2 separate regions of the Homo sapiens genome follow, and region 2 is linked to region 1. Evidence: chromatin loops called from intact Hi-C (ENCODE). Cell type or tissue: natural killer cell. All regions are shown on one strand. Each heading gives the region's core, and the rest is flanking DNA. Links, peaks and the distances in the headings are about the cores only.

Region 1 (18,108 bases), core at 4,183-12,182:
CCGCATCGCCAAGTCAATCCTAAGCCAAAAGAACAAAGCTGGAGGCATCACACTACCTGACTTCAAACTATACTACAAGGCTACAGTAACCAAAACAGCATGGTACTGGTACCAAAACAGAGATATAGATCAATGGAACAGAACAGAGCCCTCAGAAATAATGCCGCATATCTACAGCTATCTGATCTTTGACAAACCTGAGAAAAACAAGCAATGGGGAAAGGATTCCCTATTTAATAAATGGTGCTGGGAAAACTGGCTAGCCATATGTAGAAAGCTGAAACTGGATCCCTTCCTTACACCTTATACAAAAATCAATTCAAGATGGATTAAAGATTTAAACATTAGACCTAAAACCATAAAAACCCTAGAAGAAAACCTAGGCATTACCATTCAGGACATAGGCGTGGGCAAGGACTTCATGTCCAAAACACCAAAAGCAATGGCAACAAAAGCCAAAATTGACAAATGGGATCTAATTAAACTAAAGAGCTTCTGCACAGCAGAAGAAACTACCATCAGAGTGAACAGGCAACCTACAACATGGGAGAAAATTTTTGCAACCTACTCATCTGACAAAGGGCTAATATCCAGAATCTACAATGAACTCAAACAAATTTACAAGAAAAAAACAAACAACCCCATCAAAAAGTGGGCGAAGGACATGAACAGACACTTCTCAAAAGAAGACATTTATGCAGCCAAAAGACACATGAAGAAATGCTCATCATCACTGGCCATCAGAGAAATGCAAATCAAAACCACTATGAGATACCATCTCACACCAGTTAGAATGGCAATCATTAAAAAGTCAGGAAACAACAGGTGCTGGAGAGGATGTGGAGAAATAGGAACACTTTCACACTGTTGGTGGGACTGTAAACTAGTTCAACCATTGTGGAAGTCAGTGTGGCGATTCCTCAGGGATCTAGAACTAGAAATACCATTTGACCCAGCCATCCCATTACTGGGTATATACCCAAAGGACTATAAATCATGCTGCTATAAAGACACATGCACACGTATGTTTATTGCGGCACTATTCACAATAGCAAAGACTTGGAACCAACCCAAATGTCCAACAATGATAGACTGGATTAAGAAAATGTGGCACATATACACCATGGAATACTATGCAGCCATAAAAAATGATGAGTTCATATCCTTTGTAGGGACATGGATGAAATTGGAAACCATCATTCTCAGTAAACTATCGCAAGAACAAAAAACCAAACACCGCATATTCTCACTCATAGGTGGGAATTGAACAATGAGAACACATGGACACAGGAAGGGGAATATCACACTCTGGGGACTGTGGTGGGGTCGGGGGAGGGGGGAGGGATAGCATTGGGAGATATACCTAATGCTAGATGACACATTAGTGGGTGCAGCGCACCAGCATGGCACATGTATACATATGTAACTAACCTGCACAATGTGCACATGTACCCTAAAACTTAGAGTATAATAAAAAAAAAAAAAAAAAAAAAAAACAGGAAAATAGCCGGGCGTGGCGGTATGCCACTGTAATCCCAGCTACTCGGGAGGCTGAGACAGGAGAATTGCTTGAACCTGGAAGGCAGAGATCACACCACTGCACTCAAGCCTGGGTGGCAGAGCAAGACTCCGAAAAAAAAAACAAAACAAAAAAAAAAACGGGAAGGTGATTAAAGAATGAATGTTGCTAAATCCACCTGCAGTCTCCAAAGAGTGAATAAGGATAGAGAGATAGTTTTTAAAGGACCAGGACTAACCATGACAAAGAGTAAAAGGACAAGCTTCCTAGAATGATTTCTGAGACAATAGTACAGGACACTTTGTCGTATTTAGCCCCATTTAGTTAATACATCAAGTGTAAATGATCTTAAAATTATGAAGCAATCAACAACTATTTTATACTGATTCCATTTACCATTGTCAGTGAGCACAGAAGCACCAAAAGAATTGTAAACTAGAAATAAAATTCTAAGCCCACCCCATTAACTGAACAGACCCCCTCTTGGCCAGGGGGAACCCAGGGAAACCTTAAAAACTGAGTTCCCCGCCATGACAAGACGGGAGGTCAAACATGCCTCATGATGCCCCTTCCCTTTTGTAGTTTAGACAGCAACCAACCTGCAGAATGTTAAAATAGAGATAATACGACTGACAAAACAGAACCTTGTGGCAATAAGACACCAAATTATAAACAAAACCTAGGACCATGCCAGGCAAGGGTTAAGTCATGCCTGCAGGCCATCAATCTTGCTAAAGAGGTCATTTTGACCCAGTATATTGTGATTGGCTCTGATATAGCATCCTTATCTTAACTTGAACTTTTCTTTCTTCTGACCTCAAGTTTTAGACAGAGCCTTACTCCTTTAACCAATTGGAAATTAAATAATCTCCAAATTCACCTATAATCTGTAAGCTCCACTCTCCCTCAACCCTGTGCTTCAAGATATCTTGTCGAACCAATGTCTACCTTCCATGTATTGATTTATGTTTTTGCATGTAATTCCTGCCTCCCTGGAATGTATAAAACCAAACTGTATGGCATTCTATTTACTATCAGCAAAAAAATAAAAAAATAATAAACAAACCGTAGCCTGGCTTCCTCAGGACCACTTACTCAAGGCTTTTTGTGTTAGTGTTTTCCCTGAACCGCAATCACTCATATTGGCTCAAAATAAACCTCTTTAAAATATTTTACAGAGTTTGGTTTTTCTGTAAACAGAATGCCAGATGAATCCTCTGGATTTCAGACATATTCCTCCCTATCCCCATTATGCAGCAACAACCTTTATCTGTGCATGGTGCAGAGGCCAAAAGAAAATCTACCTCTGTGCCCTCTAAGGCAGATTAATTGGAGAAAAGGCATACACATTTATTAACACATACACAAGAAGAATCACAGAGTAATTGCCTCATACCCCAATGGGGCGTAGAAGCTTATATACCATCATGAAATTGCAGAAAGAATGGGGGCTTGGATTCTGGCAAAACAGGTTATTGTGGCAGAACAGGTTATAGGAGGGGGAAGAAGAGAGATTCTGTTGAGGGGCAATAAATGATTACTAGGGAGAATGAATAGATCTTGGGACAGAGATTAACTTGTAAATAGTTTTCTTGGGAATTTGAATGAGTGTGACAGATATTACCATGTGAAAGGGTTTGTTCAGGTGTGGTTCTCTTTGGTGGGTCCACACTTCAGGCAGGAAAAGAAACTTCAGAGAACTCTATCTGTGCTTTGGGAGAGACAGAAGATTGAGAGACAGTAGGGAGGAGGATGGTCAGAGAGATCTAGATGTTTTTTCAGTTCAGCATGTCAAAGTGCCGTATTTTGGGGTATCGGTTTCTGAACCCCAACAGTGATAATCACGGTTGATTTTCCCTATTGATATATAAACTCCTTTCTTTGCCTGCTGATCCATTGCCATGAGGAAATTGAAGTGACCAGGTAGTGGTTGTAGCCTCAAGTTTAATAGAAACCAACCTGTGTCTCTTACTGGAAGCAGTCTCTCTTGGGACACAGGATATCTAATATGGCAGACCTTAAAGTTTCAGGGATAGGAAGTACACATTGTGCAAATGTGCTATGGAGAATGATGGTGAGAAGAGCTGTTGTAGCCTCTTTACAAAGAAAGGATGGACCCCTGTAACAGTTAATTTTAGATGTCAACTTGATTAGATTGAGAGATGTCTAGATGGTTGGTGAAGCATTGTTTCTGGTTGTGTCTATGAGGGTGTTTCCAGAAAAGATTGACATGTGAGTCAATGAACTGAGAGAGGAAGACATGCTCTCAATGTGGATGGGCACTAATCTGGGGTTAGACCTAGAACAAAGTATCCAGAAGAAGGGAGATATTCAGCTTGTTTAGTTTTCTTTTTCATGCTCTCTCTCTCTTCTACAGCAGGATGTCCTTTCCCCTCTACTGCCTTTGGATATCAGACTTCAGGTTCTTCGGCCTTTGGACTTTGGGACCTGCACCAGCAGCCTCCTAGAGGCTTTCAGCCCTTCAGCCTCAGATTAAAGTCTTCACTGTCAGCTTCCCTGGTTTTGAGCTTTCAAACTTGGACTGAGCCACACTACTGTATTCTCTAGGACCCAGGCTGGTGGGATCTTTCACACTCCATCTTGTAGAAAACCTATCACAGGACTTTGCCTTTGTGATTGTGTGAGCCAATTTGTTACTGATAAAGCTGGTCCCCCCCAAAATTGGATCTTTTCCTACTAAGTGTTGTGAAGCCAATACGCAAAACCAAAAGAAAGCCTCGAGCAGTGCAGTCTTGTTTGATGGCCATGAAATTGAGAAGCAGGAGTGTGGCTCACAAATCAACTTCTCAGTTCACTCATGAGAGCTGGGAAAACACAGATATAGGATATCTTTAATGAATGGGTTGGGCATTAAAAGCAAGGGGAGGAATATTCATGTCTTTTCCGGTAATGGGCAGAAAACTTCTCAAAACCGGAGTACCACCTTCTGTTTTGTCCTTCTATGGTTTCTTCCAGTTGTTGTCATGAAGACTGTCAATGGTCATGATGTTGGTGGGTGTGTTATTTAGCATGGAAATTAGACTATAATGAACCTAGAGGTTCTTCAGAGGTTGAGCTTCCATCTTGGATCCCACCGTCTTAGCCCATTTGGTCACAAAAGGGAACTTCTGACCTCAGGCATTCTGTGTCTTAAAGATAAGCAGAGTTTAAGGCAAGGTAGAAATTTACCTACACCACGTAGGCATTACGCTGGGTAAGAATTCTCCCTACAATCCCCACCTAAAATTTAATTCAGATGTCAAGACTGATAACATCTTACACAAAGCAAGAAGGTATGATTTATTACTTACATAATAAATGCTTTCAGAGGAGAGAAGGGCAGGCTTCCCACGATGATCTGAAAATGGCTTGAGAAAGTGGAAAAAGAAGACTGACTTCAGGTTTTTGTTGTGGTTAGGGAGAGGGGTCATGATGAGGGTTCCAATTGCACAAGTATGGACTTGCATGGTTTGAACCTCCTGCTAGTGCCCAAGGAGAAATTACCCAGGACTTTTTATCAGTTTGCCCAGATATGGGGTGGAGGGGAAGAAGGGGGGTTGAGGTTTAAAAGCTCTCAGCATTCAAATATTCAAAAATGGAATCAGACTCCTTTGTATCATGCTGCTATAAAGACACATGGCCACGTATGTTTATTGCGGCACTACTCACAATAGCAAAGACTTGGAACCAACCCAAATGTCCAACAATGATAGACTGGATTAAGAAAATGTGGTACATATACACCATGGAATGCTTCGCAGCCATAAAAGGGATGAGTTCATGTCCTTTGTAGGGACATGGATGAAGCTGGAAACCATCATTCTCAGCAAACTATCGCAAGGACAAAAAACCAAACACCGCATGTTCTCACTCATAGGTGGGAACTGAACAATGAGAACACTTGGACCCAGGAAGGGGAACATCACACACTGGGGCCTGTTGTGGGGTGAGGGGAGGGGGGAGGGATAGCATTAGGAGATATACCTAATGTAAATGACGAGTTAATGGGTGCGGCACACCAACATGGCACATGTATACATATGTAACAAACCTGCACGTTGTGCACACGTACCCTAGAACTTAAAGTAATATATATACACACACATATATAAAGAGCCAGTCTGATGTTTTACTCCTTGGTTCCCAGATTCACATACTCTAGATTTGGAGGCCACAGCATCAAATATCAGTTTTTATTTCAGATCCTGGAGGAAAGTGCCCTAGCTGCTCAAAGTGTTGCACCTGAGCTGATACATTAGCTGAGCTGCTTTACCTGAACAATAGAATGAAGACAAACACAAAGGAGATGCTGATGAACATAAATACTACTCCCTGGTGAGCCTGAATGTAGTCTAAGGCCAGTCTATTATTCATTAAAACCTATACAAAAAAGTTTAGACTGATTAGCTGATGTTATAGAGTTTGTGGCATCTCATTGGCTATGGTTGCTAAAGATAATGATTGGTACCTGATCATTGTCTCTGGGGCATGGACACTGATGCCGGGGCATAGAACCAGGAGTAAAAGTACCCCCCAGCTAGGACAGCCCTCTTTATCCAGTGTTCCAACAAGGGATAAAATGGGTGGTATCACCTTCAGTGATTACTGGGAGCCATACATGAGCTAAAAAATCACCACTACCCCCAGTGGAAATGTTCTGTGGCCCCCTCTCTAATACATACAAGCATATAACCTGAAGAGGCTTCTTATACTTGGTTTTGTATTGTTTTGGTAAAATCACATGGGTGACGTCACTGAGTAGACACAGTTTTGATAGCCATACATGGCATAGGCCATTGGTGTGTCAGAAGAATCATGTGGATTAGTACCGGTCACACATAAACAAGATTGCACTGGTCAGAGTGTTTGTACATGCATGAAGGGATCCAAGTTTGATAGCCGTGGCTATGGGAGATTTTCAGCTTTTTAGCATGTGGATGAGAAAGATGGACCTCAATGTGAGTTAGTCAGCTGCGGCTACCACTTCACTCAGATGGACCATGGAGATGTTTGCCAAGCAGTAGTACTGAATCCAGGGGACATAGAACATTGATTGCTTCCCCCATTCCCATACCTTCCAAGGTCTAAAGACCGCATATACTGAGGTTGTTACTTTCCCCCAGGCGATGAGGTTGTTGCTCTCCCTCCATGGCCACACAATCTGTTGGTCCTAATCCAGTAGTCAGTACCTTGTCTATTCACCCATCCATCTCCCACTTGCTCCCAGACCCATCCAGATGTGCCAGGGGTTATGTGGGCTATGGTACAATAGTAGGAATTTCAGTGATATATTATTATCTATTCAATGATCTAGTATCATCTATTGCTGCTTGAGTGAGCCACTGCAGTGGTAAATCCAAGCTTCAGAAATTCTACCAACGGATCATTATCCTTGTGATCTGTGACATCCCATGCCCAATGACAGAAGCTAGGTGATAGCAGGAACAATAGGTTGGAGTCTATCTCACTTTGTTGTCTAAGGTGAAAAAAAGAGGAATGGTTGGAGATTGTCAGTGTAGAATCCCTGATCTAGAAGGCTGGTCTCCTTGTTCTCTGACCCCTTCTCTCTTGACATTCACACAACCATTCAAAGATAAATATTTCTTACAGAGAGAAGCCTCAGATAATAACCATACAGTCTGACTATGATGTGTAGTCCACAATTCTGGCAACATAGCTTGCCTAGAAATATTTTACAGTCAAGGTTTTGAAAATTTACTCCACCTCTTGATGATGCCAGCAGCCTGAGCATGAAAAGGGGCATGGGATGCATGGCGAATGACATCCCCATCAGTGCACTGTTGGGTCTCCTTAAGCTTGAACACTGTGCTTTGGAAGACTGTAAGTGGCAGAAACAGTAGAACTCAGACTCAAGTATTACCATGGTATTCCCAGAATCTGCAACTCACACAGGAATGGCAACTTCATAGCTGGAATAGATTTCTCTTTTTTTTTGAGGTTTCCAACACATTTTATTTTGCAGACCACTGCTTTGTAGCTTTTGAGGACAACATCTGTATCAATTCCTATAAAATGTCCAATCAATTTCAGTTCCGTAGCAGGCTCTTCCAACTGGAATAGATTTCAATGGCTGTTAGATACCAGAAATAGCCACAAGGTGGCAGCAGAGAATGGAAGTAGACCCTCAGGAATGGTCAAGGCTCAAAGTTGTGTCACCTACTGACAGATGACACAGATGGAATTCTTTTAAGCCCATTGGATTATGGTGGAATAGTCACTTGCCCAGTCCTATGATGAATACAGATAGCATTGCTATGCACATGCAATTGGCCACATTGTTTGATTTAGGCTTTTCTGAGTATGGATGCTTTCCTTTGGCATTCACATGGATTACATAAATGTTCTGTCTGGCTGCAGATATAGCTTTCCAGAGTTCCTGGCCCAATAGAGGGGTGCCTTTTATATACCAGTAGTCATTCTCCATGAATTCAAACAGACAGCTGAGCTGTTTTCACTGACACTAACCCAAGTGTCAGTGAAAATACAATATGCCATTTCTCTATGAGTATTATATAGGACAAGGATGGCAGTATTCAAATCAGCCAATTGTGCTGACTGGCCCTCACTGCAGGAGGTCTTCCAGGGCTGTCCTTGGGGCTTAATTACTGCCAATACCCAGTGAGACCATTAGCTTTTACTTCAGCTAAGCCATCAGTAATCCAAGGTCAATCATCCTTGGGGATTTGGAAGTGTGATCACCAGATAGCAAAAGGCTTCCCTTGTGAATGAGCAAGGGGAGGTTCAAAAGCCTCTAAAGGTATGTAACCTTTTTGTATATGGAGGACACAGTTGTGGGACCAGATCTGCCTCTCTCTTAAATATAATATTTCCATTTAATAAAAGAAGACTGTTGGGCCTTTCTGACTTTATTGTAAGCATCTGAATGAACAAACCCAAGATGGAGGTGTCTGGGCAAAATGTTACCTGGCATTCCAGAATAAGGTTCTCATTCTCCACAACTTCCCATTAGAAGGCCAGTTAGTTATTTCCCAAATGGAGTGTGATGGGTGGCCTGGTCAGGGAACTCGACGGGCACATACAGGTGGAAGCAGTCTCTCTTTGGTAGAAGCTCAACACAGCATAGTCATCAGTAGCAGATACTTGTAGTTACAAGGGACCCTTGGGGTTTTACAGGCCCATGTCACTGCCCTAGCCTACCTGTTATTACCATAACCAGTTAAATTTTCTAGATTTTCTGCTCAACACATACATAAGGTGCAACAAACTGTCTGGATGAGGCACATAATGTCTCGAATATCCAAACAGTCAAATTAACTTCTGGGCTCCTTTTTAGGTAGTGGTGAGTCAAAATGCAAGTAACTTTCCCTTTTATATCTTAGAGATTGATATTTGAGCCTTAGCCCACATGGCTCTCAATAATTTGACTTGGGTGGTTGGTCTCTATATTTTATTAGGAGTAATGAGCCACCCCTTGGCTTTCATGCAAGTCAGCAAACAGCCATTACCACTTGTTCTTTACTGGGGCTTACCAGCACAATATCATCAATATATTGGAATCAAGTTATCCAAGAAAGGAAAAAGAACTTATTCCATACATCTGCACGCTCACTGATGGCAAACACCAAGAAAATATAGCTTCTCCAGATATAGCATAGTAATTGTGTGGGAGCTACAGGGACAATGGCTAAATTCAGCTGGCAATAAGCCTCCACCTCCCATTCACCTGTTTCACTAGACACTCAGGGCCATTGTCAAGATATAAAAGCTTTCAACACTCCTACTGTCTTTAAGTCCTTCATTAAGGCCTTGATTACTTTCTCATCTCCTGGAATTCTATATTATTTGTGTAGTGTAATACAGGAGAGAACTGGAAGTCTAGTTGGTGGTTTTGGTGTAATCTTCTCACTATCATCATATTGCAAGATGCTCTTTTTCACAAGTGGGAGAATCCCCCTTCTTAGACTCTATGAGTACTCACAGTAAATGCATGTAAAACAGCAATAGCAATTATACATCAAGCAGTAAGAGTAACAGCAGTAGTGGGAGTCTAAGTGACCACACCCAGATGGTTACAGTTAATCCCCTTTTCTGTTTCACTACATCGCCAAATTCAGCCAATTCACTGGTAGCACTTGTCCCTCAACAGAATCTGATAAGAGAGTTATTTAAGCACTGGTATCCAAACAAGCCACAAAATTTCTCATCTCCTACCTTTACCCCATGCCACATTGTACCCTTGCAGAGGCATATGACCTCTGGGCCCCACTGGGGACAGAAAGACCTTGACCTCACGCTTAGTCCCCCTTCTTCAGATCACGATACATGGGCTTAGGGTCCAGCAGTGGAAATGCTGAAGGAATGATAGCCAGTTGGCTACTATAGGATAATAATGAGGAAGTGAGAAGCCAGTTGACTATCATTCTATGGTAGCCAACTGGCTTCTTGCTTCCTCCTATAAAGACGGAACCCACAAATGGGGTACCCAGACTACCAACATTTCTATCCAGCTAACTAGAAATGGCTTCTTACTTCCTCCTATAAAGAGATATTGATCTCCATGGAGAAATCTGTCCCCACTGAGGCACTTTAAGTTTCAACCGGATAAACAACTGCCTGTTTGTGCCCCTTCTCCCTATGCCTATAGCTCCTATCTGGACCCAGTTGCTTCAGTGCTCAACCCATTAATCTCTTCTTTGAGAAACTCTGTTTTACAGCCAAATCTATATTGACTTATGGCTAGGTTCCTTTGTAGGGGATTTATTCTTTTTCCCACTGTTCTTTATTTTATCTCAGATTACAGAAATTTTGCTTAGATGAGGATGGGTCTGTCTTTCTCTTAGGCATTTTTCAACCTACAATCATAGCCACCTGCACAGGGTCTCGAGGTACTAACAACAAAGTTAGTCATCCACTTTCACTTTAGGGAGGCAGAGAATAAACACTTATCAGGCATTCTCTGGATGAAAGGCTCGTTATCAAAATTAGCATTCTGCCCATGGTACAGTCATTCTGGAGCAGCTACAACCATCATGTTTTGAACAACTTCCTCCTTGGTATTCTCCCCAGGTTCAACATAATATCGTCATTGAAATAGAAATTGAAACCAGCAAAGCCATGGTTTGTGACATGATTCTGCCCTGACTGAAGAGTCTGTATGAATCATATGTGAGAAGGCCTGCTTGCTACCATTCACTCTGTAAAGCATAACCGTTCTTCTTTCAGCACGAGACGCACCAACTGAATCTCTAACAGCACCCCACTCTTTGGACAGAAGTTTTATCAGGTTTCCCTCCTTTGCCTCTTGGGTGCATCTTACTACTCTGCATGGGGTTATATTGCAGTTACAGGAATAGTAATCGTGGTTTTCAAATGGGGGAAAGTTGTGCTTTTCTCTTTGACAGGAATCAGAGGTGTTTCCTTTGTCCCCTACTCTGTAGAAGAGGATGCCTTTTGAATAGTTTATTGTAATCTGACCTCTTACACTCAGTGTCTATTCATCAACTCACCTCATGTTCAAAAAGCAGACCATTTACCTTCCCCTTAATTTACTATTTGGGCAGACACAATCCCTCCTATCTCCCAGGGAGCTTCCTTACATCCCTGAATTGTCCCATAGGTCCCCTGCCTTTTCTCTTTCAAAAAGTCATTGTCTATATTGGCACCTTGCTTCCTATGCCAATCCTTGCAGAAACTCATTCATATAGGATGGCATGGAGTAGCTAGACTCCAAAGGAAATGATTAAGTAAGCAAGCATATCAGTTTGCCACACTCCACAAGTGCCAAAAGAAGACAACAACATTTAATGGCTCAGAGCAAAACAATTTATTATTTACAGCACATCAAACAGCAGGAATATCAGCCTGGTAGCACCAATTTACCTGTCTCCAACTTCCACTATGCAACCTGGAAAGAGCAGGTGGGCTATAAACACTGGGTTGCACCACAGCTGAGCAACCAGAGCCAAGGGTTTAGCACCTTTCTATAGCAAGCAGTTAACCAGCCAGTCATTTTCTTCTAGGAGAGAGTAATCATATAATGGTTCTGCTGGGTGTCATGTCATGTCAGTAATTCTCCTTTATTCTCCCTGATTCCCATTCAAAGCCTCAAGATCTACTCCCACATATGTTCCCAGGGTTTGTGCCAGTATATTTGAGCCAGGTTTTCCATTTCTTTTGGTTGTAACATCTTTCCTCCAAGAGCAGGGACTTTACTTCCCAGCTCTGCCTATAATGCTAATTGGTTTGGTTGCAATGAGAGTGCAGATGTTGAATGTGCCCTTATGTAAATCTCCTGTGTTGGTAATGTATTTTCAGGGTCTCCAAGTCTGAGGAGGTTGCTCTCCTCTAGCAAGTCAGAGGGGCAGGTGTAGGGGAACTGCTGCTGATCTGAAAGATTAAGGGGAATCTGGTAGTTCAAGATTCTCAGGCTCTTCCATGCAAATCTCCCTAATCCAAGTCTTACGGTTACTGTTTTTCATGAGGTCCCTGATTTTGACATAGGAGACCTCTTCAAGTTATATATCCAGTGCCATTTTGAATCTCTACCCCCCTTACAATTAGCTCCCAGCCCTGATTTTCAGCACAGTCTTCCTTGCTGCTGCAGATGAGGCTCTCTTTAAGCACAGCTGTATAGAAGACTTCTGGATTTTACAAGGGCCTAGGGTCGATGAGTCTGTTATTTTCATTTCTGTTTTATTAATTTTTACTGAAGTATAATCTACAGGAAAAAAGTGAACAAGCCATAAGCATAAAATTCTATGAATTTTTGCAGTGTGAACACATCTATGTAATAGCTCTCAGAATGAAAAACAGAACATTGCCACATACCAGACTCCCCACTGATGGCTGCTTCAAATTATTAAGCCTCCTGAGAATGAACACTTACCTGACTTGTATCATCATAGATTAGTTTTGTCTATTTTTGAGCTTTATATAAAAATAGTCATATAATACTATTTTGTAACTGATTTCTTTTGTAAGATTCATTCGTTTTTGTGAGTAGTTATAGACTGTTCATTTTCATTGCTGTGTGCTATTTTATTGTGTGAATACAACACAATTTATTTAATCATTTTACTTTTTGTAAATGGGGAAGTTTTTAAATTGTTGCCTAGTATAAATAAATAGTAATGCTATGAACAATCTTATACATGTGTTCTGGTGAACATATGCATATACTTCTGTTGGATAAATACCTAGAAGTAAAATTTGCTGTATTATAGGTTATGCATAAATTCATACATATTAGATATTGCCATGTAAATTTCCAAGGTAGTTGTATCAATTTCCACTTCCACTAGCAGTTTTTGACAATTCCAGTTGCTCATGTCTTCAGAAAGAAATGATATTTCTATCATTTTTCATTTTATCTATTCAGGTGTGAGAGTAAAAGTATTACCATATGGCATTAATTTTCATTTCCCTGATCCTGATGAATAATGAAGCTGAGAATCCTTTTATTTGTTCATTAGTCATTTATATTAGCCATTTTTTCTGAATGGCCTGTTTATCTTTTCCCATTTTCCACTGGGTTGCCTGCCTTTTCTTATGGATTTGTAGAAATTCTTCATATATTCTGCATACAAATTCTGTGGTAAGTACATTTATTTCAAATAAATACTCTCATCAATGGACTGCCTTTTCTCTTTCTTAATGGTGCATTTTGATGAGCAAATGTTCTTAAATTGTATGTCTTTCTCCCTCCTTCCCTCCCTCCCTCCCTTCTTTTTCTTTCTTTCTTTCTTTCTTTCTTTCTTTCTTTCTTTCTTTCTTTCTTTCTTTCTTTCTTTCTTTCTTTCTTTCTTATACTTTAAGTTCTGGGGTACATGTGCAGAGCATGCAGTTTTGTTACATGTGTATACACGTGCCATGGTGGTTTGCTGCACCCAACAACCCGTCACTTATATTAGGTATTTCTCCTAATGCTATCCCTCCCCACTCCCCCCACCCCACAACAGGCCACGGTGTGTGATGTTCCCCTCGCTGTGTCCATGTGTTCTCATTGTTCAGCTCTCACTTATGAGTGAGAACATGCGGTGTTTGGTTTTCTTTTCTTGTGATCGTTTGCTGAGAATGATGGTTTCCAGCTTCATCCATGTCTCTGCAAAGGACATGAACTCATTCTTTTTATGGCTGCATAGTATTCCATAGTGTATATGTGCCACATTTTCTTTATACAATCTACCACTGATGGGCATTTGGGTTGGTTCCAAGTCTTTGCTATTGTGAATAGTGCCACAATAAACATATGTGTGCATGTGTCTTTATAGTAGAATGATTTATAATCCTTTGGGTATATACCCAGTAATGGGATGGCTGGGTCAAATGGTATTTCTGGTTCTAGATCCTTGAGGAATCACCACACTGTCTTCCACAATGGTTGAACTAGTTTACAGTCCCACCAAAAGTGTAAAAGTGTTCCTATTTCTCCACATCCTCTCCAGCACCTGTTGTTTCCTGACTTTTTAATGATTGCCATTATAAATGGTGTGAGATGGTATCTCATTGTGGTTTCGATTTGCATTTCTCTGATGGCCAGTGATGATGGGCATTTTTTCATGTGTTTTTTGGCTGCATAAATGTCTTCTTTGGAGAAGTGTCTGTTCATATCCTTTGCCCACTTTTTGATGTGGTTGTTTGGTTTTTTTCTTGTAAATTTGTTTAAGTTCTTTGTAGATTCTGGATATTAGCCATTTATCAGATGGATAGATTGCAAAAATTTTCTCTCATTCTGTATGTTGTCTGTTCACTTTGATGATAGTTTCTTTTGCTGTGCAGAAGCTCTTTAGTTTAATTAGATCCCATTTGTCAATTTTGGCTTTTGTTGTCATTGCTTTTGGTGTTTTAGAGATGAAGTCTTTGCCCACACTTATGTCCTGAATGGTATTGCCTAGGATTTTTTCTATGATTTTTATGGTTTTAGGTCTTACATTTAAGTCTTTAATCCATCTTGAGTTGATTTTTGTATAAGGTGTACGGAAAGGGTCCAGTTTCAGTTTTCTGCATATGGCTAGTCAGTTTTCCCAACCCCATTTATTAAATAGGGAATCTTTTCCCCATTGCTTGTGTGTGTTAGGTTTGTCAAAGATCAAATGGTGGTAGATGTGTGGTGCTACTTCTGAGGCCTCCGTTCTGTTCCATTGGTCTATATATCTGTTTTGGTACCAGTACTATGCTGTTTTGGCTACTGTAGCCTTGCAGTATAGTTTGAAATCAGGTAGTGTGATGCCTCCAGCTTTGTTCTTTTTGCTTAGGATTGTCTTGGCTATGTGGGCTCTTTTTTTGGTTCCATATGAAGTTTAAAGTAGTTTTTTCCAATTCTGTGAAGAAAGTCAGTGGTAGCTTGATGGGGATAACATTGAATCTATAAATTACTTTGGGCAGTAAGGCCATTTTAATGATATTGATTCTTCCTATCCATGAGCATGGAATGTTTTTCCATTTGTTTGTGTCCTCTCTTATTTCCTTGAGCAGTGGTTTGTAGTTCTCCTTGAAGAGGTCCTTCGTAACCCTTGTAAGTTGTATTCCTAGCTATTTTATTCTCTTTAGTAGCAATTGAGAATGGGAGTTCACTCATGATTTGGCTCTCTGTTTGTCTGTTATTGGTGTATAGGAGTGCTTGTGATTTTTGCACATTGATTTTGTATCCTGAGATTTTGCTGAAGTTGCTTATCAGCTTAAGAGATTTTGGGCTGAGACGATGGGGTTTTCTAAATGTAGAATCATGTCATCTGCAAGCAGAGACAATTTGACTTCCTCTCTTCCTATTTGAATATGCTTTGTTTCTTTCTTTTGCCTGATTGCCCTGGCCAGAGCTTCCAATACTATGTTGAATCGCAGGAGTAGTGAGAGAGGGCATCCTTGTCTTCTACCTGTTTGCAAAGGGAATGCTTCCAGTTTTTGCCCACTCAGTATGATATTGGCTGTGGGTTTGTCATAAATAGCGTTTATTATTTTTAGATACGTTCCTTCGATACCTAGTTTGTTGAGAGTTTTTAGCAGAAGCGGTATTGAATTTTGTTGAAGGCCCTTTATGCATCTATTGAGATAATCATGTGGTTTTTATCATTGGCTCTGTTTATGTGATGGATTACATTTATTGATTTGCATATGTTGAACCAGCCTTGCATCCCAGGGATGAAGCCCACTTGATCATGGTGGATAAGCTTTTTGATGTGCTGCTGGATTCAGTTTGCCAGTATTTTATTGAGGATTTTTGCACTGATGTTCATCAGGGATATTGGCCTGAAATTTTCTTTTTTTGTTGTGTCTCTGCCAGGTTTTGGTATCAGCATGATGCTGGCCTCATAAAATGAATTAGGGAGGATTCCCTCTTTTTCTGTTGTTTGGAATAGTTTCAGAAGGAATGGTACCAGCTCCTCTTTGTACCTCTGGTAGAATTCAGCTGTGAATCCATCTGGTCCTGGACTTTTTTTGGTTGGTAGGCTATTAATTGCTGCCTCAATTTCAGAACTTGTTATTGGTCTATTCAGGGATTGGACTTCTTCTTGGTTTAGACTTGGGAGGGTGTATGTGTCGAGGAATTTATCCATTTCTTCTAGATTTTCTAGTTTATTTGCATAGAGGTGTTTATGTGTCCGGAATTTATTCCTTCCAGTGGGTTCTTGGTCTCACTTCAAGAATGAAGCCATGGACCTCGCAGTGAGTGTTACAGCTCTTAAAGGTGGCGCGTCTGGAGTTGTTTGTTCCTCCTGGTGCATTCGTGTTCTCACTGACTTCAGGAATGAAGCTGCAGACCCTTGCAGTGAGTGTCACAGCTCTTCCAGGTGGTGTGGACCCAAAGAGTGAGCAGCAGCAAGATTTATTGTGAAGAACGAAGAAACAAAGCTTCCACAGCATGGAAGGGGACCTGAGTGGGTTGCTGCTGCTGGCTGGAGTGGCCAGCTTTTATTCCCTTATTTGTCCCTGCCCACGTCCTGCTGATTGGTCCATTTTGCAGAGTGCTGACTGGTCCATTTTACAGAGTGCTGATTGGTCCATTTTACAGAGCGCTGATTGGTGCATTTACAATCATTTAGCTAGACACAGAGCACTGATTGGAGCATTTTTACAGAGTGCTGATTGGTGCATTTACAATCCTTTAGCTAGACACAGAGTACTGATTGGTGCGTTTTTACAGAGTGCTGATTGGTGCATTTACAATCCTTTATCTAGAAACAGATTGCTGATTGGTGTGTTTACAATCCTGTAGCTAGACAGAAAAGTTCTCCAAGTTGTCACTCAACCCAGGAACTGCAGCTGGCTTCACTTCTCATTTATAGTATTGTCTTACGGTAGCTTGTATTTCTGTGGGATTGGTGGGATATCCCCTTTATCTTTTTTTATAGCATCTATTTGATTCTTCTCTCTTTTCTTCTTTATTATTCTTGCTAGCTGTCTATCTATTTTGTTGATCTTTTCAAAAAGCCAGCTCCTGGATTCACTGATTTTTTGAAGGGTTTTTTGTGTCTCTATCTCCATCAGTTCTGCTCTGATCTTAGTTATTTCTTGTCTTCTGCTAGCTTTTGAATTTGTTTGCTCTTGCTTCTCTAGTTCTTTTAATTGTGATGTTAGGGTGTCAATTTTAGATCTTTCCTCTTTCTCTTGTGGGCATTTAGTGCTATACATTTCCCTCTACAAACTGCTTTAAATGTGTCCCAGAGATTCTGGTACATTGTGTCTTCATTCTTATTGGTTTCAAATAACATCTTTATTTCTGCCTTCATTTTGTTATTTACCCAGTAGTTATTCAGGAGCAGGTTGTTCAGTTTCCATGTAGTTGTGTGGTTTTGAGTGAGTTTCTTAATCCTGAGTTCTAATTTGATTGCACTGTGGTCTGAGAGACTGTTTGTTATGATTTCCCTTCTTTTGCATTTGCTGAGGAGTGTTTTACTTCCAATTATGTGGTCAATTTTAGAATAAGTGCAATGAGGTGCTGAGAAGAATGCATATTCTGTTGATTTTAGGTGGAGAGTTCTGTAGATGTCTATTAGGTCGGCTTGGTCCAGAGCTGTGTTCAAGTCCTGAATATCCTTGTTAATTTTCTGTCTCATTGATCTGTCTAATATTGACAGTGGGGTGTTAAAGTCTCCCATTATTATTGTGTGGGAGTCTAAGTCTCTTTGTAGGTCTCTAAGAAGTTGTTTTATGAATCTGGGTGCTCCTGCGTCGGGTGCATATATATTTAGGATAGTTAGCTCTTCTTGTTGAATTGATCCCTTTACCATTATGTAATAGTCTTCTTTGTCTCTTTTGATCTTTGTTGATTTAAAGTCTGTTTTATCAGAGATTAGGATTGCAACTCCTGCTTTTTTTTTTTTTTTTTTGCTTTCCATTTGCTCGGTAAATATTCCTCCATCCTTTTATTTTAAGCCTATGTGTGTCTTTGCACATGAGATGGGTCTCCTGAATACAGCATACTGATGGGTCTTGACTCTTTATCTAATTTGCCAGTCTGTGTCTTTTAATTGGAGCATTTAGCCCATTTACATTTAAGGTTAATATTGTTATGTGTGAATGTGATCCTGTCATTATGATGCTAGCTGGTTATTTTGCCCATTAGTTGTTGCAGTTTCTTCATAATGTCGATGGTGTTTACAATTTGGTAT
Region 2 (8,000 bases), core at 1-8,000, 310 kb after region 1:
ATAATATTATTATAATTGTAATTATATATTATAATTATAATTATATAATTATAATTATAATATATATAATATGTATTATATATTAAATATAATAATATATTTATATATTATATAGTATATATCTTACATAGTATATTATGTATAATACATATACTCTATATTATATATACTATATAATATAGTATATAATATATAATTATATATACTATATAATATAGTATATAATATATAGTTATATATAAATATATTTTATATATAGTATATTTTAAATATAGTATATAATATACATAGTATACTATATAATATATATACTATATATAATACATATTTTATATAATTATATATACTGTATATACTATAATATATAATTATATATACTACATATAATATGTATTATATATTATATATTATATAATGTATAATATATTATATATTATACATTATATACTATATACTGAGTATATATACTATATAGTGTATAGTATATAATATATGTATATGTACATGTACATATATATACTATATGTACAGTATATATACTATATACTGAGTATATATACTATATAGTGAGATAATATACCATATATTATCTATTATATAGTATACAATAGTGTATATATACTATATAGTATATAGTATATATATACTATATACTATATATACTATATACTATATAGTATATAGTGTATATATACTACATATATATAAATTGTGTATATATTATACATATATGTAAATTGTATATATATAATACATATATATAAATTCCAACTAAGGAGTGAACACTTCCAAATAGATGCTCATAACTTGATTTCATTTTATTTTTTCTTGATAGATTAGAATAAATTTAAAATTAATCCAGTACTATCCTTATATTTATGTGTATTTATATTATATTATGTATATATGTATATTATATATTTATGTATATATATGTACATTATATAATATATATACTCTACATAATATATAGTATATATTATATACATTATACACTATATAATATAGTGTATATATTATATACATTATACACTATATATAATATAGTGTATATATTATATACATTATACACTATATACATTATATATAATATATACTATATAATATTATAATATGTAGTATATATAGTTACACATGTAAATATAAGGACAGTACTGGATTAATGTTAAATTTATTCTAATCCATCAAGAAAAAAATAAAATGAAATCATGCATCTGTTTGAAAGTGTTCATTCCTTAGTTTTTTAAATTATCCCTCTCCTGAAGGTTGTTCTTAACACTACTTCTTTTAGCTATTTAATACAATAGTGATGCTCTTGGAACATATCACATTGCCTAAAGCATCAGTACAGTGTTGTTGTACTCAATACTATATTGGACTATATTATTGAGAATGACTGTACCATTTATCAGTTAGGGAATTCTAACTGTTTAAGATTTGAAATAATGAACAAAGTCTTAGGTCAGGTAGTGTCCTAGCCATTTTCAAATGAGTACTGAAAATATTTTTTTTTGGAGCTAGAGTAATGAGGCTTTTACATTTAAAAGTACCGTATTATGGAATTTCCAAATTTTGTTTCTGTGACTCCTTCATTTTATGAATAGTGTGTTTAAAAGGAAAGGCATCCATTCAAAGACTAAATAAAGTTACACTAAGTAATCTGTTAATATATATTAGGTAAAGTGTTGCTACTTTACAACTGATAATTATGTTTTTTTCCTGAATTAGCCATATTTTCCATAAGACATGTGTTGACCCATGGCTGTTAGAACACAGGACTTGCCCCATGTGCAAATGTGACATACTCAAAGCTTTGGGAATTGAGGTAAACATTAATATGTTATTTATATGAAGAATATATGCCTGGGCTTTGGAGAAAATAACAAAATAACATCCTTATTTTTTCGCTATGTAATACACCATACTTATAGTTTATACCTAAAACCAGACATATTTATATCATATAGACAATGAGGTGCCATCTTGGGCCATCTCCATTTTCCTTCTTCCTCCCTCTTTCCAAATAGACTCATTATTTGGTCAGAATTTGAAATGATAACCATATAAACCACCAACTTGGCATCCCTCTTTCTGTTTTTGTAATCTTTTACTATTGCATAGTGACCAAACTTGTAGTTAAATAAGCAGACATAATTTGAGAAAGCATAATAAATATTAAATTATAATTTTATATTTGGTAAATGAAAAAAAGGCCTATTTTCAAGATACAACATAAAATCGAGCTCAAATCTTGACTTGGGAAGGTACATAGATGACAATGATTCTCAAGTTCCATAGGGGACAGCATGATGTTTTTTTAGGGCCTAACTTGTACCCAGCATTATTTTATGAAGTGCTGGTATCACCCAAATGAACATACCAGATGAGAGTGCACTCCGCCTATAGCATCTTTCATCCCATTGGTGGACCCAGTTACTCTGTTTTGACTGGGGCTAACAAGAGACTTGTGATCATCAAAAGGGATCATAGGTTTAAAAGGTTAAGAAATATTGCTCCAATGAGTCACCTATAAAGAAACTTTGAAGTGATATGTCGAGGAAAAGCGTGTACACTGAGAGGCTTTTAATTTGTTACATGTTCTTTAAAGGTGGATGTTGAAGATGGATCAGTGTCTTTACAAGTCCCTGTATCCAATGAAATATCTAATAGTGCCTCCTCCCATGAAGAGGATAATCGCAGCGAGACCGCATCATCTGGATATGCTTCAGTACAGGGAACAGATGAACCGCCTCTGGAGGAACACGTGCAGTCAACAAGTAAGCATCATACTAAAGGTTAACGAGTGCCCTGCAATCCATTGTAGATCATATGCCTGTATAGTACTCTTGCTTTTTAGCGTTTGTTCCATTCAGCCATTATCATGATCCAGGTTTTTTCTACTTAAAATAATGCCGTGAAGGATGCACCCCTACCTTAATATACATATATTCAAATGTATTTGAAATAGATGAAATGCATCAGAGTGGGGATTATTTACAAAAGAAAGATTTATTGGAAAGCTTCTCTCTGATGCATTTAAATCTTGGCTTATTAACTAATTACAGAGGGTAAGGAGAAACTTTAAACTTTAGGAGCCATTGTTTATTGCAGATAAAGCAGAAATTAAAATAAAGGAGTTCTGAAATGATAAAACAGAATTCAATTTATAAAAGTTTGATTTATACCCAACTTCTCTGGAACCCATGTTTTGCAAGTAGGAAACTGTTTAAGAATGGTATGTGCTGCCACCTGTTGACTATTTACCGTGAAATGAACAAACTGTTAGAAACTAAAATTGAATATATCATTTTCAAAATTCATGTGAATTTGTATTGCAACTTAGTAATTTTATGCCAAATGAGAAATTTTAGGGAGTTCTGTTTTTCCCTATAAAGATAAAACCCCTATAAAAATTATTTTCCCTTTCTTTTACCTCAATCTTTTCCATGTTTTTGTTGGTTTGAAAGTCTTCTCTCAATCCTCATTTTGAGATAATTTAATTCTAGTATAAAAGTAAAACAAAAACTGATTGTCAAGATGACTTATGAAACTTTCAGCTTCCTATTATATAAACCTTTGTCCTCTATAGGCTTATCAGTGCCATAGATACCACTTCTGAAGATATCACAATGAATATAACCACACAAAGGCAAACTTTGTATTTCTTATATCTAATCTTCAGACATTCCCTTGAATATAAACTAGTTATAAGTATCTTAATAATCTGTGGATTATTCTACCTGTAATAGAGAATCATTGTCTGATTGCCCCAGATGATCTTGTACTCTCATAATTGTGTGGTAATAGAATTCAGTAAAGATAAAAGAGAGTGTACGAGATAATTTATTGCTAGTCTTTTAAAAAACAACATTCCAATCTACTCTTTTTGTGTTCTGTTCTTCTGTGGGTAGGGGTGGGGTGGGGGAAAAAGGTAAGCACAACAGATTTTGCAGAGATTTGAAAAGCAAATGAAATAATGATCCATGTTTCTCCTCCTGTATTCTTAATTTGGATGATAGTAATACTCACCCAACCGCCCCAAACCAGAAACTAGGGACATCCCAAATTCTTCCCACTTCCCCTTCTGTGTTCTCAATTCTGTCCCCTAATTTCCAACCTTAATTCCACAGTCATAGTTTGAGCCACTATCTTCTCTTTGCCTATTCCTTCCATTCTTCCTTACCCAAGAAGTTAGGGGAGCCCAGTATAACTCCTGTTTCTCCTTTAAGACTGACACCTCTTTGAGAAGCCTCTCTTGACTAGATGTGATGGCCCTACTGTTGGCTTCCATAGAACTTCGATCATTGCACTTACTACACTGAGTTGTATTAAAACTTTTAAAGTTCTTTTGGATAAGAACAGTGTCTTATATTCACTGTTGTCTATCCAGCACCCAGCACATAGTAGATACTCAAATTTATGTTGAATGAATTACCACTTAAACCAGATTTAATTTTGTCTGGGATTACATATTACTAGTTTAAGAATCTTGCGTATTAGCCATTGATTCTTATGGTGATAGTTGATTTGCATAACTTTGTAAATACACATAGTTCATGTCGTGTGTCACATCATTGGGCTAAGTTCTATTAGAGCACTGGTTTTCAAACTTAAGTATTCATTGAGTCACTTGGAGGGCTTATTAAAACGGAAAGGTCACCACCAGAGTTTCTGACTCAGTGGGTTTTGGGTGATGCCTAGGAATTTTCGTTTCTAACAGGTTCACAGGTGATACTGATTCTACTAGTCCAGGGACCACATTTTGAGAACCATTGAATAAGGGCCCTACTGTCAATCCTGGCTATACATAAAAATCACCTGGAGAGATTTTAAACTTTGCTGATGTTTGGACTGTACCTCAGAGCAACTGTGATTTAACATGAGGTGCAGGGCCTGGGCACAGGTATTTTTTATTTTAATTTGAAATGATTTCAGACTGACTGACAAAAACGTTTCAAAAATAATACAAAGAATGCCCATATACCATTCACCCAGCTTCTCCAAATGTTAACATATAACCATATACAATTATCAAAACCAGGAAATTTGCTGATAAAATGTTATTATCAAAACTATAAACTTGACTCAAATTTCACCAACTGGCCCACTAACGTCCTTTTTCTGTCCCAGGATCCCACATTGCATTTAATTGTCATGTGTCCTTAGTCTCCAATCTGTGACACTTCTTCAGTCTTTGTCTTTCATGACCTTGACACTTCTGAAGATTACTGGTCAGTTATTTTCTAGAGTGTCCCTCAATTTGGGCTAGTCTGCTGTTTCCGAGTGATTAAATTTATTGTCCATTTTTGTCAAGAATACTACAGAAGTGATGTTGTGCCCCTTTCAGTGCCCCCATATCATACCAGGAAGCACGTGATGTTGGTGTCTTATTAGTGATGATTCAAACTTTGCCCACTTGGTTGAGGTGGTGTCTGCCAGGTTTCTCCCTTTAAAGTTACTATTTTTCCCTTTGTAATTATTAAATATCTTATAGAGAGATACTTGGAGACTACACAAATGTCCTGGTACTTATCATACTTCTACCCACTACTTTTAGCAATCATTGATGCTTCTTGCTTGCAGTAATTATTGAAGTATTTACCAAATGGTGATTTTCTGTTTGCATCATTCTTTGTACATTTATTGATTAAACTTCTAATATAAGGAAGAGCTCTTCCTTCTCCTCCATTTATTTATTGAGTTATTTATTTATTGTACTATAGGATCCTAGACGTTTCTTTCATTCTATAATATCATTCTCATCGTTTATCCCTTGCTCATATCATCCTAGATTTGGTCATTGGGAACTTGTTCAAGTTGGTTTTTGTGTTCTTTCAACTTTCTTACTTTCTGGTAACACAAGGTGTTCTAGGTCTGGGATTAGCCAACTTTTTCTGTAAGGGGCCACATAGTAAATATGTTAGGCTTTGAAGGCCTTAAGTCTTCATTTTCATACTCTTATTTTTTTGTTTTTGTTGGTTTGTTTTACAACCTTTTACAACCATGATAAGCACTTTTAGCTATGGTTTGTAGGCTGGAGTTTGCTGGCCCCTAGGCTAAAATCTAGGTTAACCTTGTACTTTCCCTCTCCTAGCCCTAGAATCAGCCACTTCTTCAGGAGGCCTTTTACTGGAGAATAGTATTTCAAAACCAGGATCTGAGCAACGGGCATGCTTATTGCTACCGGGGTGTCATTGCTATTGGCCCTTTTAGTGAACAAGACTAGAAAATATATGTATTTACTCTCACAAATATACACATACATATACATTATTTCTCTATCTGTCATTTTATCTATCTATCTGAAAAACAATGACCCTACTAATACATCTGATTCCAATCCCACACTACAGGGTTCATTCTAGCCTCCCCCTTTATTTATTTGTAACTCCTTTCTCCGACAGTGAAAGGAGAAATATTCTTTTTATCCACAGTATTTTTACTTATTTGTTCAATTATAGAATATACATAAAATAGTTTCAGCATTGCTAACACATACCCCTGTGTAAAACAATGTCAGTAACTAGTGTACAGTTCTTTTTGTTTTTAGCCTTACAGGTTAGAGTCAAAATACTGTTTTCCAAAGTTATTTAAGTTTAGTTGTTTTCTTCCCCATTCTCTTCACATGGTTATGTATTTCATTTATAATACAATTAAGTTCATTTATTACTGTTTGTATTCAATTCAATTTTGGGCATCCTTCCAACTTCCTGGTTGATTTTTTAAATCTGTCTATCTATATTTATGTGAATGAAGAAGCACTGGTAATTTTTTAAGTGCCCAGGTGATTGAAATGTATAGCCAGATTTAACAGCTTGTTATATTTAAGGTAAGGAAGAAGTAGAAGACATAATTTTTGCTCTTAAGGAGGCTATAATCTAGGTAGAAATAAGCACATGTACGTGAATCAAAAAAGCAATTATAAATCAATATAATAATGCCATATGTGCTTTATGTAAGATATAGCATAAATCATATAATTATTAGAGGTACAGGGAATGAATATGGTAATCAGTGTATGTTGAAATTAAATAAGAAAGACTTCTTGGAAGTAAATGTTGAATTTTGTCTTAAAAGAGGAGAGGGGCAAAATCATCCTAAAATTGCTATTTCTTTTTAAAGATGAAAGTCTACAGCTGGTAAACCATGAAGCAAATTCTGTGGCAGTGGATGTTATTCCTCATGTTGACAACCCAACCTTTGAAGAAGACGAAACTCCTAATCAAGAGACTGCTGTTCGAGAAATTAAATCTTAAAATCTGTGTAAATAGAAAACTTGAACCATTAGTAATAACAGAACTGCCAATCAGGGCCTAGTTTCTATTAATAAATTGGATAAATTTAATAAAATAAGAGTGATACTGAAAGTGCTCAGATGACTAATATTATGCTATAGTTAAATGGCTTAAAATATTTAACCTGTTAACTTTTTTCCACAAACTCATTATAATATTTTTCATAGGCAAGTTTCCTCTCAGTAGTGATAACAACATTTTTAGACATTCAAAACTGTCTTCAAGAAGTCACGTTTTTCATTTATAACAATTTTCTTATAAAAACATGTTGCTTTTAAAATGTGGAGTAGCTGTAATCACTTTATTTTATGATAGTATCTTAATGAAAAATACTACTTCTTTAGCTTGGGCTACATGTGTCAGGGTTTTTCTCCAGGTGCTTATATTGATCTGGAATTGTAATGTAAAAAGCAATGCAAACTTAGGCGAGTACTTCTTGAAATGTCTATTTAAGCTGCTTTAAGTTAATAGAAAAGATTAAAGCAAAATATTCATTTTTACTTTTTCTTATTTTTAAAATTAGGCTGAATGTACTTCATGTGATTTGTCAACCATAGTTTATCAGAGATTATGGACTTAATTGATTGGTATATTAGTGACATCAACTTGACACAAGATTAGACAAAAAATTCCTTACAAAAATACTGTGTAACTATTTCTCAAACTTGTGGGATTTTTCAAAAGCTCAGTATATGAATCATCATA

What was found. Hi-C counts contacts between places; a loop is a spot of excess contacts. Peaks named below come from ENCODE experiments on the same cell type or tissue, not always from the same donor. Only the 100,000 strongest peaks of a DNase experiment are listed, where the experiment ranks them.
Region 2: a loop joins it to region 1, with 8 times the contacts of the local background. A loop is called at or near these places in 65 of 110 quality-filtered maps.

Annotation. Positions count from the first base shown.
Region 1 is chrX:106,473,835-106,491,942 of GRCh38, forward strand. No RefSeq gene overlaps it. Among named protein-coding and RNA genes, the nearest start is that of RADX, 130 kb to the right of the region's middle. RefSeq lists an enhancer at 10,479-10,748. In natural killer cell, for the core only: a CTCF peak has its summit at 7,634 (motif pointing right); DNase peaks (open chromatin) are centred at 7,657 and 10,617; H3K27ac peaks cover 761 bases.
Region 2 is chrX:106,788,458-106,796,457 of GRCh38, forward strand. It overlaps RNF128 (ring finger protein 128), which reads left to right. Exons shown (of 7, transcript NM_194463.2): 5 at 1,729-1,825; 6 at 2,609-2,777; 7 at 7,123-8,000. The coding sequence ends at 7,256. Among named protein-coding and RNA genes, the nearest start is that of TBC1D8B, 10 kb to the right of the region's middle. In natural killer cell, for the core only: no CTCF peak of the experiment used is centred there; a DNase peak (open chromatin) is centred at 3,234.